Linked DNA regions of Homo sapiens: region 1 is linked to region 2. A link is an interaction called in ENCODE POLR2A ChIA-PET data of the cell type or tissue named here. Cell type or tissue: B cell. All regions are shown on one strand. Each heading gives the region's core, and the rest is flanking DNA. Links, peaks and the distances in the headings are about the cores only. Region 1 has its middle 31 kb from the start of CASR. Region 2 overlaps CASR (calcium sensing receptor).

Region 1 (4,400 bases), core at 333-4,332, 96 kb before region 2:
CCTGTAATCCCAGCACTTTGGGAGGTCGAGGCGGGTGGACCACCTGAGGTCAGGAGTTCAAGACCAGCCTGGCCAACATGGTGAAACCCCGTCTGTACTAAAAATACAAAAAAACAGTAGCCAGCCATCGTGGCTGGTGCCTGTAATCCCAGCTACTCAGTAGGCTGAGGCAGAAGAATCGCTTGACCCCAGGAGGCAGAGGTTGCGGTGAGCCGAGATCACGCCATTGCACTCCAGCCTCGGTGCCAAGAGCGAAATTCCATCTCAAAAAAAAAAAAAAAAAAGAAAAAGAAAAAGAAAAGAAGTGGTCTCTTACCGAAATATATTGCCTATTATGTACATTGCAAATATTTCCCGCATTTTCTTTGTTTATTCTAGTGCCTTTTATTGGACAGAAAATTTTAATTTGTATATATTTAGATACATCTGTTTTTCCCATTTTACACCTGTTTTTAATCTAGTTTAGGAGGGTTTTAACCATCCCAAGGTTATAAAAATATTCTCCAATGTTTTGTTCTAATAGTCTTGTTTTTTGTATTTATTTAATTTATATGGAATTTAGCTTTGCATATGTTGTGAGGTATGATTTTGTCCCAAAACTTTAGCAATTGTTCATTTATCATGAAATAATTATAGTCTTCTTGGATCCAGTTTTCTACTCTCTAGTCATTAACTTCATAATAGGTTTTGTTCTGGTGAAGCAAGCTACTCTTATTTTTCTTGTTTCAAAATTTTATTGGTTATTCTTGTCCATTTATTGTTCCAGATGAACTTTAGAATCATTTTGAAGGGGATCATTTTTCAAAGTTATTAATTTTCATTGAGATTACACTGAATTTACCTATTAATTTGTGAACACATTATGCTTTTGTAACTTTATAATACTAAATCTTTCTATGAAGAAAATCACATTACTCTCCATTTATTGATTTATTGGACTACTTTTCTGTTTCTTCTATTTTTATTGATATCTTCAAATTTTTCACCTTATCTTGATTAAATTTTTAATAATAGCTTTATTAGGATACAATTCACATACCATAAAGTTCGCTTTTAAAAAAATGTATAATTCAATGGTATTTAGTATATTCACAGGGATGTGCATTGATCACTGCTATCTAATTCCAGAAGATTTTAATCACTCCAAAGGGAAACCACGTATCTATTAGCAATCATTCCCCATTTCCTCCTTGCCCTAGCCTCTGGCAACTACTAATCTATTTCCTGTCTCTATGAATTTGCCTATCCTGGAGATTTCATATAAATGAAGTCATACTGCTATGCATGATTCATACATGTGGCCATTTATGTCTGGCTTCTTTCACTTAACATAATTATTTCAATGTTTATCTATGCTGTAGAATATTACTAAAACTTAACTTACTTTTATGGCAAAATAATATTTCATTTTATGACTGTCACATTTTGTTTATCCATTCTTCAGTTGATGGACATTGGGTTGTTTCTGCTTTTAGGTTATTATGAATAATACTGCTATGAATATTTGTGTACAAGTTTTTCTTAGCCATGTTTTTAATTCTGTTGGGTATATATGTAGGACATAGATATACATACTTAAATCTATTCCTATATATACCTGGAAGTAATGGGTCGTATGATAACTCTATAACATTTTGAGGAACTGCTAAATTTTCCAAACTTGCAAAGTGGGTATACTATTTCATATTCCCGCCAACAATTTATGAGGATCCCAATTTCTCCACACCTTCACTAAGACTTCTTGTTTTAATTACAGCCATCTCAGTGACTATGAAGTTATTTCTCATTGTAGTTTTAATTTTTATTTCCCAAATGACTAATGATGTTGAGCATCTTTTCAGGTGCCTGTTGACTATTTACTTCTGTTTTCTTCTGAGAGCTTTGTAGTTCTAGCTCTTATATTTATGTCTATAACCTACATTTATTTATTTTTGTATATGGAATGAGGTGGGGGGTCTATCTTTTTTTTTTTTTTTTGTATATGGCCATCCTGTTTTCCCAGTATCATGCATTGAAAAGATGATTCTTCCCCTGCCCCTTGAGTGGTCTTGGTACCCATGTCAAAAATCAGTTGATCATAGATGCATAGGTTTATTTATGAACTCTCCATTCTACTTCATTGATCTATGTATCTGTCCTTATGCCAGTACTACATAATCTTGATGACTATATCTTTGTAGTAAGTTTTGAAATCAAGAAGTGTGAGTTCTCAAATTTGTTCTTTTTTTTTCAATATTGTTTTGACTATTCTGAGTGCCTTGCAACTTCATAAGAATTTTCTAATCAGTTCTTCAATTTCTAAATGAACTCAGCTGGGTTTCTGATAGGGATTGAATTGAATCTGCAGATCAATTTGGGAAGTGTTGCCATATTAACAATATTAACTCTTCTGATTCATGAGCAGGAATTGTCTTTTTACTTATTTCAGGTTTCTTTAATTTCTTTCATGTATGTTTTGTCATTTTTAGAATACAAGTCTTGCACTTGTTTTGTTCAATTTATTGCTAAGTAATTCACTTTTTGATACTATCGTAAATCAAAATTTAACTTCATTTTCAGATTGATTTTTGTGTACATAAGTCACTTGGTTTTTGTATATTGATTGTGTATTCTGCAACCTTGATAAACTCATTTATTTGTTCTAATTTTTTTGTATTTATTAGAATTTTGTATACATAAGATCATGCCATGGAGATTGTTTTATTTTTTTCTTTCCAATTGGAATTCTTTTTATTTCTTTTCTTGCCTAACTGCCCTTGCTACAACCTCCAGAATAATGTTGAATAGGAGTGGTTAGTGCAAAAGGAAGGGGCTCAAGATGGCTGACTAGATGCATCTGTTACTTACCTCTTCCATGGAGAAAAACCAAAATGGTGAGTGGATAATCACACTTTGAATACTTTGTTTAGGAGAAAGCACTGGAATTCAACAGAGAATTGATGGGAAGCACCAAATCCAAGGAAGAAGAGGAAAGTGCAGCGGCCTACTCAGCCAGGATCAACTGGAAGCCTGGAGAGGCTCCCTAATGCCGTGAAGGGTCAGTAAGAGACCCTAGTGGCCCAAACTCCCACCGTGGACTCCAACAAGTCTAACCACAAGAGAGCACCTCAACCCATACAGGACCTGAGACTAACACAGGGAGCTGTCTGGAGACTGCAATGGCATTACTCCAGAGAGGGAGCTCATGCTGAGGCCTACAAACCCCTGAGTACTAAGCAGCTGTAGCATGGCATCATTTTTGGAGCCCAATATCTATTAGAATGCTTCCTGCCCTGGGGACCAACAGCCCTTGCATCTCCACATCTTTGGAGCCCAGTTGACATTTTCTATCTGTAGCCACTACTGCCAGGGTTGAGTCAGGAGCCATTGGCAGCAACCCCACACCCCCAGGAAAGGAGTGGCCAAGCATCTTCACATGCCCCAAGGACAAATTCCACAATCCACAATTTCTGCAGCTGCAGGCTGCTGTGAGGCTGAAGTGTAAGTAAAGTGTGTGCCCCCCGGCTGGCTGCCTATAGCTGTTCTCACTGAAAGCAATCCTGTACTCCCTAGTAGCAGGGCTGCAGTATAGCTACTGCTGCCACAACCTAACCATTCCACTGGTGCCTAGGAGATCACCCTGCCACAGCATAGCAGAGCAAGCTCCTGCATGCACCAGTAGGAGGCCTCAGGACAGGTCTGCCCAGCCCAGCTTCATCCCCTAAATACTCAAGCATGCCATTCAGGTGCCTGGGAATTGCCCAGCCCTGTCCACTACCATTGGTACTTGAGCATTCCTCCCAGGTTCTGAAGTCAGGCCTACCCTAACTGCTATGACAACCACAGCTGGCACCCACCCCCATGTGCCACCTGCAGGCCTGGGGACTGGCCCACTTAGCCAGTCACACCTTAACATGGACCAAGAACACTTGGGTCCCAGAGGGTTGTCCCACCATTGCTACTGCCATAACCCACACTTCCTGCTGCCCAGGGGCCCCAAGAACCTACCTAACCACCCAAACTACTGCTGCCACTCCTGGCACCCAAGCAAGGCACCTGGAGGTCCAAGAATCAACCCATCTGGACTTACCAACACTAGCGTGAGTACATGCTGCTCTGGTGCCCAAAGACAGGCATGCTCAGACTGCTGCTGCCAACAATGGGGCTAAAGGACTGGCCATGGCATTCCAGTCCCCAGCAAAACTTCATCACAACCTCCACTAAGAACCACACCCTAAGCCAAAGAGGAAATCGTAGATACCACTGACCTTGTTTACAGCTGAAGAAATCACACAGAGGCTAGACTACCACATGTACCCACAATCAAAGCCAAAGCACCCTACCCAACCAACACTATAGATACATCTTTAGAAAAATGTCCTTCCCAGAGCTTGCAGTGACCCGAGATCAGGCCACTGCAC
Region 2 (4,400 bases), core at 309-4,308:
ACGTTTCAGTGTAAACCAGATAAACTTCCCAGGTCCCTTCTATCTCTAAAATTCTGTATTTTAGATTAATGACCTGATGTGTCTACCCACTCAATTAATAAAGCAAGAATGACTTTTCCAGACCCTTTCCTGTTAATTACACAGAGAGTTTCAACTGGGGACAGTTCTTATTGCTCACAGCAAAAATCCAGATTTATTGGTTTGTTTTCGTGTTTATATCCCTGTTGCTGTTAATAAAAATGAAAGGTTTAATGTGTTGAGGAAATCAGGGTAAAATATGTGCAAGAATTTAAAATAATGCACACGTAATGTTAGAACACTAAAATGCATGCTTTTGGTTTCTATTTTAGCTACAGCGGAGCCACAAACTTGGCTTACAGCTTCCTAACACTCAAAGAAGGAAACAGGAGAAGAGAGAAGATTTGTAATGCCTATAAAATAATTTTGGCCAGGTTTTCCAAAGAAAACCAGAATTTCCATGTGCTTAGAAAGATGTCCCCACGATGTGCTAGAACAGGCTTCTATCGGCGCTTGAGAGCCGATGGTTAAATATTCAGATTTTTTACAAATATGTTGTTAAACCATTGGTAGCTTGAAACTGACCATGGTGGGAATATTTAGCATACACCACAAGTCAGGTCTTGTTTTTCTTTTAGAAGCCAGACTACAAGCACACCACCACATGTCCCCAGTGGTCCTCAGACAAAGACACTGTGTGAGGTCAGGAGAGTTGCAAGTGGATGGGGAAAGGCTCAGTGTACAACTTTCTATGTACAATAGAAACCCATCCCTCAGGAGTAGCGGAGAACAGAAACATATGCCTGACCAGAGAATGACTTCAAAGTTACATCAGCAGTCACCCACCCCACCTGAGTCCTTCTTTCCAATAATACCCTTTGGAATTTCATACCTGGGATTACAAAAACTGCTATGCCCATTGAGGGGCAGACATATCTCCCCATTCAAAGATACACCTAAACAAATGCGAGAATCTCAGATTACAGACTTTATGCTTTCCACTCAGTCAGCCCTTCCAAGCCCATGTTTCACGGCATCATGAAAAGTGTCCTTCAGGGAAGAAAAAAAGTGTCCCATACCAAAATAAGCAATAATCTTTATTGCAGGACTTCTCAGAGCCTTTAAGGAGGCATATGTGCTCCTGTGGCAGAGTGTACATTAGTTCCCAAACTTGTTTTACCCCAGAACACTTCCTGGTGACACATCTTGGGACATCATACTGAAAAATGCCACCCTGGGTAGTCAGGGTTCCTTATGATTTGGAGAGGCAACGCCAGGATGTTATTCCACAGAAATGTTTCTTTTATGTAGGACTTGAGGCTCTGGCATTTTTCTTTATAAAAACATGAGTTGCATATCTTCGCTTTTCAAATGAACCATTTCATTAACTCTGTTGGTGTTCATACATCCGTCAGCAGAGCTGACTTAAGGCATAAAGGAAACAGTTCAGGACAAGAAGTTTCTTAACTTCCTGTGGGCTATGTCGCCAGCAACTCACTCAGTCCTATGTGGACACAGAGTTTGTTATGTTGCCGGCAGTACACACAAGTATGCACCCACTCAACCATCATCATGGAGCCCCTCCATGTTCCAGGCCGCGGATGGGACAGACCTGGCCCTGTCTTCAAGGAGCTCAGGATGCAGCATTAATGAATGTCAGCTTCCTCTATTTACAGCCTTTCTTTGCTTTGTCTAGGCTTCTGTTTCCCCACTTTGCTCTGTGCCCTGTGCTGCTCCTCACCACTCTTGTTCATCCTTTTCCCTCCCTTCCCTGATAGCTTTTTCCAATGACTCACAAGAACCCACCCAGCTCAGCTGCTTTTCATTACGCTCCTGTCTTTGCATTTTTCCAACTCAATTAAGCCATTACCAGAACTAAATGAGGCATGGACTCCCCAAAAGTCACACCTGTTGTCAGGGAGATGGAGGGCAAGACCATGTGCAGCTGGCAGGCAGACAGCAGAAGCCGGGCTTGGGCTTGCGGGAGGCAGCCAAGGGTGACCGGGCAATTTGTGTTTCCCCCAGTGCCGAAAGAGGGCCCTCATTTTAAAACAACATGTGCCTTGCTTTGGTACAGAAGGAATGAAGTCTGATATAGAACTAGGGATGGCCGTATTGGTGATGGCAGGTAAGAGTCCCTAATTCTTTGGCAAATGTGCACCAGCTGTGTATAGAAACCCATATTGTGGATGTCTCTTCAGCAAGAGGTAAAGGAAGCTGCAACTACAGCCAGGCACGTGAGTTTGGTGATTATTGATTAAACTTTTTCAGGTTTATTTTTCCTGTTCACCCTCATTAAAACATACACATTTCACCTTTCTGCAATAGTGGCTTCAGACCCTACTGTTAGTATCTTTATGATCATTGTGACGAAAGAGAGTAAAGATTACAGTACAATAAACCAGAGACATAGCAGTGTACTCACGTTATGGAGATAAATTCTATTGGAAATCAAATTTGGTCTTATAATTCTCTTTTTTCTAGGCAACCTAGAATTTTTTTTTTTTTTTTGCCATCTAGGAATTCAAAAATAGTAGCTTTTGAGCTTGCTGTGCCTTTAATTTACTGAGTGATTTTATGTTCAGAAGGTCTGCGCCTGGGTTTTCTCTATTTGAAATGTGAGCAAAATCATTTTGCTCTAGAGATTCACAATTTCCAGAAATGTTGAGGCCAAGAGGTGAGAGTAGGGGTGGTTTTTATTTGGAAGAAAATTGAAATGTGGCAGTGTTCACTCCTGACGTTGTTTTGCTATCCTCTGTTAACTTGTTTTGACTCCGGAACTTGGATTAGCCACGTAGCTACTCTTTGGACAACAAGTTCAACAGACATTTTTAGAGCATCCATTTAGTACCAGGTTCTTTGTTTGATGCTGAGGATGCAGCTATGATCATGGAGAAGCCTCTGCCTACAGGAACCATCAGTCTCGTGGGGTGACCCCTTCCTTGTCCTGTCCAGGAATTGCCCAACCAGCCTCTGGTCTTTACTGTGTACACTTCATACATTTGTTCAACGAATATTTGTGAATCATTTGTGCCAGGTGCTGTGCTGGGTGCTAGGCAACAATGGTGAAGAAAAGAGACAGGCCTTGGCCTCATGAAGTTTCTGGTCCCCACCTTGACTTAATTCTCTTTCCCAGCAATCACCAGAGAATATCACTATTTGCTCTGTGCTCCCTCAACACTTAAACCATGCCTCTTTATAACATTTAGATCACCGTCCTTATAATGCGCCTTTCTGTCTCTTTTTAAACCTTGAGCACCTTGAAGGCAAAAATTTCAACTTTCTTTCCCTAGTGTCTTGCACTCCCTGGTATCTAGCACATAGAGAGCTCAATAAATGTTTTTTGAATGAGTAAATCATTGCACGAATTTATAACTTCATGAACCCATGGAACCCATTGACTGGTCTGCCCTCATCTCCGATCCTTGGCTGAAAAGCCTAACAAGCCATTATCTGTCCGTACTGAAACACTCCTCCTGATGTCAAGAACCTTCTAAACATAAAACCACCTGGTGCACGGATCATTTCTTCTTCCAAGATGTATCTGCCATTGAGAGAAAGAACAAATACTAGCTTCAGCTTTGTTTGTAACACTCATTTGCAGGAAGGCAAACATGATTATATATGATTTAAATGGAATAAATGTATAGTAAGGAGAACAAATGAGTTTATTTGTGATTCTTTGCTAGATACTGTTGGAGATAACTACAGTAAGAAAAAATATATATAATAACAGTGGTTTAAACCAGCCAGAAGCCTTTTTTCTCTGTCAGGCAAAAGTCCAGGAATAGTTCAATATTAAGGTTCTGCTCTATGAAAAGCTTAGCTCATGGCACCATCATTTCCTAGGTTGTAGCTCCTTGTTCAAGATGGTCTCTAGCTGTCATATCCACCTCCGTGCAGCAGAATAGAGGAAGCGGGGAGAAGGGATAAGGGGCAACCAGGAGTCAAGTACAAAGAAAATAAAGCTTTTACAACATGGAAGGTGGAAGGTGATGGGAGCTGGACGAAGGCACTGGCCACAGGAGTGTGTAGGAGAAGGCAGAGTGGGAAGCAATGGCAGAATCACAGGACCAGGAGACTGGATGTTGGAGGACAGGGAGATGGAGGATCTAGAATGACCCTCAGCTTTGGAAGCAAATTCGACCCTGACAACTGAACTCAAAAGGGTGGTTTGAAGAATATGTTAGACTGAGAGAGTTAACTGCTACAAATTGACCCCAAATCTCTCCTTCCTCTATTCCTTATTGCCATTAATTTTCTGTTGAATGAACTAATTAAGTTAATAAACTCCAAGTAGTTAATATTTCACAGGAAAAATTTAACAGGTCTCAGTGACTAACCCTAGCCAGTTATAATGTTCTCTCTCCCATCTAATTCAG

Evidence for each region. Peaks named below come from ENCODE experiments on the same cell type or tissue, not always from the same donor. Only the 100,000 strongest peaks of a DNase experiment are listed, where the experiment ranks them.
Region 1: POLR2A ChIA-PET joins it to region 2 with 6 read pairs; 2 of 35 experiments call an interaction of 5 or more read pairs at or near these places.

Annotation. Positions count from the first base shown.
Region 1 is chr3:122,150,477-122,154,876 of GRCh38, forward strand. No RefSeq gene overlaps it. Among named protein-coding and RNA genes, the nearest start is that of CASR, 31 kb to the right of the region's middle. In B cell, for the core only: no CTCF peak of the experiment used is centred there; no DNase peak of the experiment used is centred there.
Region 2 is chr3:122,246,096-122,250,495 of GRCh38, forward strand. All of the region lies in intron 1 of CASR (calcium sensing receptor), which reads left to right. Among named protein-coding and RNA genes, the nearest start is that of CASR, 65 kb to the left of the region's middle. In B cell, for the core only: no CTCF peak of the experiment used is centred there; a DNase peak (open chromatin) is centred at 1,986; H3K4me3 peaks cover 370 bases; H3K27ac peaks cover 458 bases.